2 separate regions of the Homo sapiens genome follow, and region 1 is linked to region 2. Evidence: read pairs that join two places in POLR2A ChIA-PET (ENCODE). Cell type or tissue: OCI-LY7. All regions are shown on one strand. Links, peaks and the distances in the headings refer to the core of each region. The heading gives the core; the rest is flanking DNA. Region 1 overlaps DOP1B (DOP1 leucine zipper like protein B). Region 2 overlaps DOP1B (DOP1 leucine zipper like protein B).

Region 1 (4,391 bases), core at 139-4,138, 56 kb before region 2:
GGAGAATGGGATGTTGAGAAGGTGGTCATTGACCTGGGGGGTTCCAGGGAGGAACGCAGGGAGGCCTTTGCCGCCGCCTGCCACCTGCTGCTGGATTGTGCCACTTTCCCTGTCTACCTGTCCGAGGAAGAGACCGAGCAGCTCTGTGCAACGCTCTTCCAGCTGCCAGGTGAGAGGCAGCCCTGCCGAAGTCCCTCTTTGGGAATCATACGATGAGGCGATTGACGTGGGTGGAATATCCCCTATCCACAATGCTAGGGACCAAATGTATTTTGGATTTCGGACTTTTTTCAGATTTTTGGAATATTTGCCTTACACTTACCGATTCAGCATTCCTAATCCAGAAATCCAAAATCCAAGAGCTCCAGTGACTGTTTCCTTCGAGCATCATGTCAGTGCTAATAAGGTTTCAGGTTTTGGATTTGGAATTTTCAGATTAGAGATTCTCAACCTATATTTAAAGACTAGCTCAAATTGTGTAAGCCAAGAAGGTGCTATTGGCCTCATTTGTTCCCTTCCTCATTTGTAATTAGTACATTTTTGACTTGTGTCTCACCACATGGCAAAGTGGTAAGGGTGGGGCCTATGTTTTTAAACCCTGGGTGTCCAGCACAGCCCATCAGAAGACCTAGAACATGAGTGGCATTCAGTGATAGTAAATAGACTATTTCATGATGCCTGTTGATAAAGTTTTTTTTGTGTTGGGTTTTTTTGTTTTTTTTTTTTTTTTGAGACAGGGTCTGGCTCTGTTGCCCAGGCTGGAGTGTGGTGACACCAACTCAGCTCACTGCAACCTCCGCCTCCTGGGTTCAAGTGATTCTTCTGCCTCAGCTTCCCCAGTAGCTGGGACTACAGGCACGTGCCACTACGCCCAGCTAATTTTTTTTTTTTTTTTTTTTGAGACAGCGTCTTGCTCTGTCGCCAGGCTGGAGTGCAGTGGCGCGATCTTGGCTCACTACAGCCTCCGCCTCCCGGGTTCAAGTGATTCTCCTACCTCAGCCTCCCAAGTATCTGGGGTTACAGGCACACGCCACCACACCCAGCTAATTTTTGTATTTTTAGTAGAGACAGGGTTTCACCATGTTGGCCAGGATGGTCTCAATCTTTTGACCTCGCGATCCACCCGCCTAGGCCTCCCAAAGTGCTGGGGTTACAGGCGTGAGCCACTGCACCTGGCCCCCTAATTTTCATATTTTTAGTAGAGATGGGGTTTCACCATGTTGGCCAGGCTGGTCTCAAACTCCTGGCCTCATATGATCTGCCCGCCTTGGCCTCCCAAAGTGCTGGGATTACAGGCATGAGCCACCGTGCCTGGCCAATATTTTATATATTGGTTTGCTAGGGCTCCTCTAACAAAGTACCATAAACTGAGAAATTTGTCTCATAGTTCTGGAAGCCAGAAGTCCAAGATCAAGGTGTCAGCAGAGCCATACTCCTCCTCTGAGACCCTGGATGGAATACTTTTTGGCCTCTTCAGCTTCTGGTGCTGGCCGGCAACCCTTGGAGGGCTCCTCACCTTGCAGCTGCATCAGTCCCGTCTCTGCCTTTGTCTTCACAGGGTGTCCTCTGTATGTCCTGTCTTCCCTTGACATGTCCCTCTTACAAGGACACCAGTCATATTGGATTAGGGCCCACCCTAACAACCTCATCTTAATTTGATTACCTCTGTAAGGACCTTATTTCCAAATAAGTCTCACCAGCGGGAGGTTAGCGCACTGCTGTCCAGGTGGATTTCTCAGGTAACTTCCCAGATCTAGGGTGCTGTAGAATCTGCAGACTGGGGACCCATTCTCACGTGGTTCTGCTTGTTTCTGCCTCTCCGGCTGGCTTCCTTTCAGGAGCCGGTGATTCCAGTTTTCCATCTTGGCTGAAGTCCCTCATGACTATTTGCTGCTGTGTGACTGACTGCTACCTCCAGAACGTGGCCATTTCCACTCTGCTGGAAGTGATAAACCATTCCCAGTCCCTGGCGCTTGTCATTGAAGACAAGATGAAACGCTATAAGAGCTCTGGACACAACCCTTTTTTTGGCAAGCTGCAGATGGTGACGGTTCCTCCCATTGCTCCAGGGATATTGAAAGTCATTGCAGAGAAAACAGATTTCTATCAGGTATTTCCCACTGGGAACACTCTTCTTATGGCCTCCTTCTCCCCCTGAGCAAAACTCAGAACCGTATTGCTGGGGATGGGGGCAGTGGCCCACTTCTCTGAGAGTGATATTCTATAGGGCACTGGGCAGAGGCAGTAGCCTTTGGTCTTCCTCTCCCAGCATGTAACTTTCACCCTCCAGGAAAGCTACAGTGAGAGCAACTGGGGCCCCAGTATTCTGGGCCTGCCAGGACTGAGTGGAACCCCTGCCTGGGAGTGGGGTCTGGGTGGAGGCAGGGAGCCCATGACTCCTCCACTGCACTCACCTGGATTTAGCCTCTGCCACATCCAGCAGAGGGGTGGGAAGGTGACGTGCTGGTGGCCTGCCCCTCCCAGGAGGTGCAAAAGCCCTTGACTGGGAGCTGGGGAAAGAGAGCACCCTTTTGCTTGGCCACATGCACCAGAGTGGATAGTGACGTTTCCATGGAGCTAAGCTGGGGAAGGAAGGAGATGATGAGCAGGTCATGGCTCAAGTGCCATGACTCTTGCTGCTTTGACCGAAATGTCGTAGGTTTTCCGGAATAAATGTTTCTTTATTTCCTGAATGTCCTTTGGATAATTTCCAGACTCTAAATGGTTGGTTGTTGTTGGTTTTAAAATAATTTTCACCAGTTATGGTTGTGTTGCTTGGGAGAGGGTCTGTCTGTGGAACTCCTCACACCGCTCAGCTTTGGTTCCATGTGGGACACCATCTACGGTGTCAGGTCCTGGGGGAGCTTTTACTTAATTGCTCATTGACTTTTTTTGTTGTTGTTGTTGAGACGGAGTCCCGCTCTGTCACCCAGGCTGGAGTGCAGTGGCACGATCTCGGCTCACTGCAACCTCTGCCTCCCATGTTCAAGCAATTCTCCTGCCTCAGCCTCCCGAGTAGCTGGGACTACAGGCACCTGCCACCACACCTGGCTAATTTTTGTATTTTTAGTAGAGATGGGGTTTTACCGCATTGGCCAGGCTGGTCTCAAACTCCTGACCTCAGGAGTTTGGGAGGCCCGCCTCAGCCTCCCAAAGTGCCAGAATTATAGGTGTGAGCCACCGTGCCCAGCTGCTTATTGACTTTTGTACCACATTTCTTCTTCCTGCTAGAGTTGAGTCACATTAGATCTTGAATAGACAGAACTTGAAACCAGGACTGGAACCGCTATAAGCAGCAGTGATTAAGCAAGTGTCATCTTGGCCCTACATAGATCAGAGATCAGAAAATTTGGCATATTTACACTATATATAGGCACAGGGGAGAAAAAAGAAGAAAGAATTGAGATCATGAATCTTTGGAAAGGTACTCATAGAATAAAAGTGGCAGCATTAAATACATTCCTTTTATTTTGGGGCAGTGAGGGAAGCTTTTCCAAGTTCTTACTGAAGCCTTGATTTTTACTTTCATTTTCATGTAGTACATATTCAAGTACTTACCATTTGCCTGGCACTAGAGCATACTTTTCTTTTTTTTTTTTCCTTGAGACAGAGTCTTGCTCTGTTGCCCAGGCTGGAGTGCAATGGCATGATCTTGGCCTCTGCCTCCTGAATTCAAGCGATTCCCCTGCCTCAGCTTCCCTGGTAGCTGGGACTACAGATGTGCGCCCTCACACCTGGCTAATTTTTGTATTTTTAGTAGAGACGGGGTTTTACCATATTGGCCACGCTGGTCTCAAACTCCTGACTTCAAGTGATCCTCCCACCTCAGCCTCCCAAAGTGCCTTACAGGCGTGAGCCACCGCACCCGGCCAAGAGCATACTTTTTTTATTGACATGTAATATTGTATATATATATGGGTACAATTTGATATTCTGACACATTTATACATTGTATGATGATCAAATCATGGTAATTAGCATACCCATCACCTTAAGCATTTATCATTTCTTTGTTGTGAAAACATTCAGAACCCTCTCTTCTAGCAATTTGAAATACACAATGCATTATTGTTAGCAGTAGTCACCCTACTGTGCAGTAGAGTACCAAGATTTATTCCTTGGAGCACACTTTTATGTACTGTACAGTTCTTGAGAGTTGAGGACAGCGGCAGCTAGTGCCTGTCCCTGTTGCAGATGCTGGAACTAGAGACACAGCAACCTTACCCATAGCCAGGACGTGCCCCCAATTCTCAGACTCCAGACAGGGCTGTTGTCTGATCTTTCAGCCTTTTTTTAATCCTGCGGGAACAGCTCACATACCAGAGTTCCTGCTTCCCACAGTGCAAACAAGAAAAGGTCAGATAGCCCAAGGGTGCCCTGACCTTTCTTAT
Region 2 (4,391 bases), core at 327-4,326:
CTTTTCCCTCCATAGGAATGAAAGTTTTTGTCATGGCCATCAAGTTTAAACCTTACTCAGTAAATCTGTTATATTTACTTGCTCCGCTTCCCACCCACCACCCTCAAAATATGGTGTTGTCTGCCAGCCAGTCCATATGATTGTGTAAGTCCATTCCTCACCATGGGCTGCTTGGTTTCTGCGTCTCCTCATTCATATTCTTAAAAGAACATTGAAATGGCTGTTGGTCATCCAGTGGATTTCTGGTGACAGATGTTCATGTCTTTCTACTCAGCTGTGGCAGGGGGACGGCCTGTGGGAATCATTTCCTTAGGTTTGGCAAGAGCCATGAACTGCTGTATTTCACAAAGAAGAGGGCTGGGGTGGACTAGTTGCACAAAAGCATCTCCTAACATTCTTTTTTTTTTTTTTTTTTTTTTTTTGAGATGGAGTCTCACTCTGTCACCCAGGCTGGAGTGCAGTGGTGTGATCTCGGCCCACTGCAACCTCTACCTCCCAGGTTCAAGCGATTCTCCTGCCTCAGCCTCCCAAGTAGCTGGGACTACAGGCGCCCACCACCACGCCCGACTAATTTTTGTATTTTTAGTAGAGATGGGGTTTTACCATATTGGCCAGGCTGGCCTCGAACTCCTTATCTTGTTATCCGCCCGCCTCGGCCTCCCAAAGTGCTGGGATTACAAGTGCGAGCCACCAAGCCTGGCCTGTAACACTCATTCCTTACACTGGGTTGTTACTAGAATGTCAGAACAGTCACAGTTTTATTTTTCTTTGTCTGATAAGAAACCCTAAACTGCATATTTGTGTAACATCTTTACAATCTTCTTTCCTTAGAACGCCTGACAGACAATCTCAGAGTTGGACAGACATCCATAGTTGCTGCTCAGATGTTTCTTTTTTTCAGAGTTTTGCTGCTAAGAATATCTCCTCAACATTTGACTTCATTGTGGCCAATAATGGTCTCTGAATTGGTGAGTACAAGTATTGTAAGTTTGAAAGCAAGGTTGGAGCTTTTTAAAATGCTTTTTCAGTAACATAACGTACTATTTCCTATGTATCCCATTTTATCTAAATGTTATTTTTAATCAGGTTGGTAGCACATGGTTAGCTCTTGGTTAAACAGAGAATATTTTACTCTATGATCATATTTGATCTCTCACCCTGTCAGTTATTCCAACTAACTTGTACCATTTGATAATACTTACTAGTTTTTTATATACATATAAATTTGGGCTGGGCGTGGTAGCTTATGCCTGTAATCCCAGCACTTCGGGAGGCTAAGGTGGATGGATCACTTGAGCCCAGGAGTTCGAGACTAGCCTGGGCAACATGGTGAAACTCCTTGTCTACAAAAAAATACAAAAATTAATTCGGCATGGCGGGAAGTTGCATCTGCAGAAGGTTGAGGCTGCAGTGAGCCATGATTGTACCACTGCACTCCAGACTGGGTGACAGAGTAAGACCCCGTCTTATTCATTCATTCATAAATTAATCGATTTTTAAAAATAAGTAAAAAAAAATATTTGGGTAGATTTAATCTGTCTCAGATAGTAACTTGAATGCATTTTTTTTTCAGATTCAGACATTCACACAGCTTGAAGAAGATCTAAAAGATGAAGATGAGTCATTGAGGTAAGCAGTACAAGATCTGTACACAAGAGGAAAAGATAGTCACGATTAAAGCACGTCACTTTAGATATAGAGTTGTCTAATGTTAAATGCTGTTATCTTGAAGTACTTGTGAAAGGACCAGCTATTCCAAAAATTTCTTAAAAAGAAAATTCTTCTGAGGGACAGGTCATAGGTGAATGGACTATAACAGATCTGAATGAATTTATAACAAGCGTTTCTTTGCAAATTTATAGAAGCACCAACAAAGTAAACAGAACGAAAGTTTCAGTCCCGGATGCAAATGGACCCTCAGTGGGGGAGATACCCCAGAGTGAACTCATCTTGTATTTATCAGCTTGCAAATTCTTGGACACAGCGCTTTCTTTTCCACCTGACAAGATGCCATTATTTCAAATGTAAGTCAGATAGGATCGTGTGTCCTTTTTGAAGTAAGAGATTTTGTTTTTTCCTTTTAAGCACTTTCACTTGTTTTTCATGTACAGTTTATGGGAAACCACCATCTGGGTTTCTAGTGACAGCTAAGCCAGCTCGGAATACCAAGTTTCAGATTACTTGCAACATCTGTGGCTCTGCAAATTTGGCTCACAGGAGTGTTTATGAATGTGTTTCTATGGTGTGTGTGTGTGTGTGTGTGTGTGTGTGTGTGTGTGTGTGTGTGTGTGTGGTTTTTGCTACTGAATGCTTATAAAACAGGGCTTACCCACTGGTGCTCCTCACTGCCTTTGTGTAGACCTTTTTGTCTGTGTTTAGTTAGATACAAATGCCTTTATTTGGAGCCTGCCATCTCCGATTCACTTTGCCCCATAGGCTTATGTTTCCTGCCGGCTTAGCACAGCTGCTCATTTGTTTAATTTCATGACCAGCCCCAGAGGCTATTTCTCTCTCTCCTACCCCCACAAAGAGAGTAATCATATAGAAATGTTTGTGGTTAAAGAGCGGGTTCTCTTAAATGCACATTGCTAAGTGAAAGAAGCCAGTCTGAAAAGGCTACACACTGTATGATTCCAACCATGTGACATTCTGGAAAAGGCAAAACCATGGAGACAGTAAAAAGATCAGTGGTCGCCAGGGGTTGGGGAGAGGGAGGCAGGGATGAATGGGTGAAGCACAGAGGATTTTTAGGGCAGTGAAATTATTGCATACAGAGCTATAATGGTAGATCCATGTCATTGTCCATTTCTCCAAATCCATACAATGTACACCACCAAGAGTGAACCCTGATGTAAACTCTGGACTTGGGAGGATAACAGTGAGTCAGTAGAGGCTCTTCAGTTTTAACAAATGTACCACTCTGGTGCAGGATGTTGATAATACGGCAGGCTTGTATGTATGTAGGATGGGATGTACGGGAACTACTTTCTACTCCATTTTGCTGTGAACCTAAAGCTGTTCTGCAAAAGAAAGTCTTTTAGTTTTTAAAAAGCAGGTTTGGGCCGGACGTGGTGTCTCATACGTGTAATACTAGCACTTTAGGAGGCTGAGGCGGGTGGATCACCTGAGGTTGGGAGTTCGAGACCAGCCTGGCCAACATGGCGAAACCCTGTCTCAACTAAAAACACAAAAATTAGGCCAGGTACCGTGGCTCACACCTGTAATCCCAGCACTTTGGGAGGCCAAGGTGGGTGGATCACTTGAGGCCAGGAGTTCAAGACCAGCCCGGCCAACATGGTGAAAAACCCTGTCTCTACTAAAAATACAAAAATTAGGCCAGGCGCGATGGCTCACACCTGTAATCCCAGCACTTTGGGAGGCCAAGGTGGTTGGATCACCTGAGTTTGGGATCAGCCTGACCAACATGGAGAAAATCCATCTCTACTAAAAATACAAAATTAGCTGGGCATGGTGGCGTATGCCTGTAATCCCAGCTACTTGGGAGGCTGAGGCAGGAGAATCGCTTGAACCTGGGAGGCAGAGGTTGCAGTGAGCCAAGATCATGCCATCTGCCATTGCACTCCAGCCTGGGCAACAAAAGCGAGACTCCATCTCAAAAAAAAAAAAAAATACAAAAATTAGCCAGATGTGGTGGTGGGCGCCTGTAATCCCAGCTACTTCGGAAGCTGAGGAAGGAGAATCACTTGAACCCGAGAGGCAGAGGTTGCAGTGAGCCGACATCGCACCACTGCACTCCAGCCTAGGCAACAGAGCGAGACTCCCCCTCAAAAAAAAAAGAGGCCGGGCACAGTGGCTCATGTCTGTAACCCCAGCACTTTGGGAGGCCGAGGCAGGCGGATCATGAGGTCAGGAGTTCAAGACCAGCCAGGCCAACATGGTGAAACCCTGTCTCTACTAAAAATGCAAAAATTAGCTGCCTGTATTGGTGGGCACCTGTAATCCCAGCTACTCAAGAGGCTGAGGCAGGAGAATCGCTTGAAACCGAAGGCGGAGGTTGCAGTGAACCGAGATCGCACCACTGCACTCCAGCCTGGGCGAAAGAGCGAAACTGCATCTCAAACCAAAAAAAAGTGGAGGCTAGGCGCAGTGGCTCATGCCTGTAATCCCAGCACTTTAGGAGGCTGAGGCAGGTGGATCACGAGGTCAGGAGTTCAAGACCAGCCTGGCCAAGATGGTGAAACCCCGTCTCTACTAAAAATACAAAAAAATTAGTCAGGCATGGTGGCAGGTGCCTGTAATCCCAGCTACTCGGGAGGCTGAGGCAGAGAATTGCTTGAACCTGGGAGGTGGAGGTTGCAGGGAGCCAAGATTGCACCACTGCCCTCCAGACTGGGCGACAGAACGAGACTGTCTCAAAAAAACAAAAAAGT

What was found. ChIA-PET counts read pairs that join two places held together with the same protein. Peaks named below come from ENCODE experiments on the same cell type or tissue, not always from the same donor. Only the 100,000 strongest peaks of a DNase experiment are listed, where the experiment ranks them.
Region 1: POLR2A ChIA-PET joins it to region 2 with 6 read pairs; 5 of 35 experiments call an interaction of 5 or more read pairs at or near these places.

The regions. Positions count from the first base shown.
Region 1 is chr21:36,230,966-36,235,356 of GRCh38, forward strand. It overlaps DOP1B (DOP1 leucine zipper like protein B), which reads left to right. Exons shown (of 37, transcript NM_001320714.2): 14 at 1-169; 15 at 1,839-2,110. Among named protein-coding and RNA genes, the nearest start is that of DOP1B, 76 kb to the left of the region's middle. In OCI-LY7, for the core only: no CTCF peak of the experiment used is centred there; no DNase peak of the experiment used is centred there.
Region 2 is chr21:36,287,183-36,291,573 of GRCh38, forward strand. DOP1B (DOP1 leucine zipper like protein B) reads left to right here. Exons shown (of 37, transcript NM_001320714.2): 33 at 832-968; 34 at 1,574-1,629; 35 at 1,863-2,024. Among named protein-coding and RNA genes, the nearest start is that of MORC3, 31 kb to the right of the region's middle. RefSeq lists a silencer at 2,611-2,660. In OCI-LY7, for the core only: no CTCF peak of the experiment used is centred there; DNase peaks (open chromatin) are centred at 2,199 and 2,469; H3K4me3 peaks cover 1,970 bases; H3K27ac peaks cover 3,370 bases.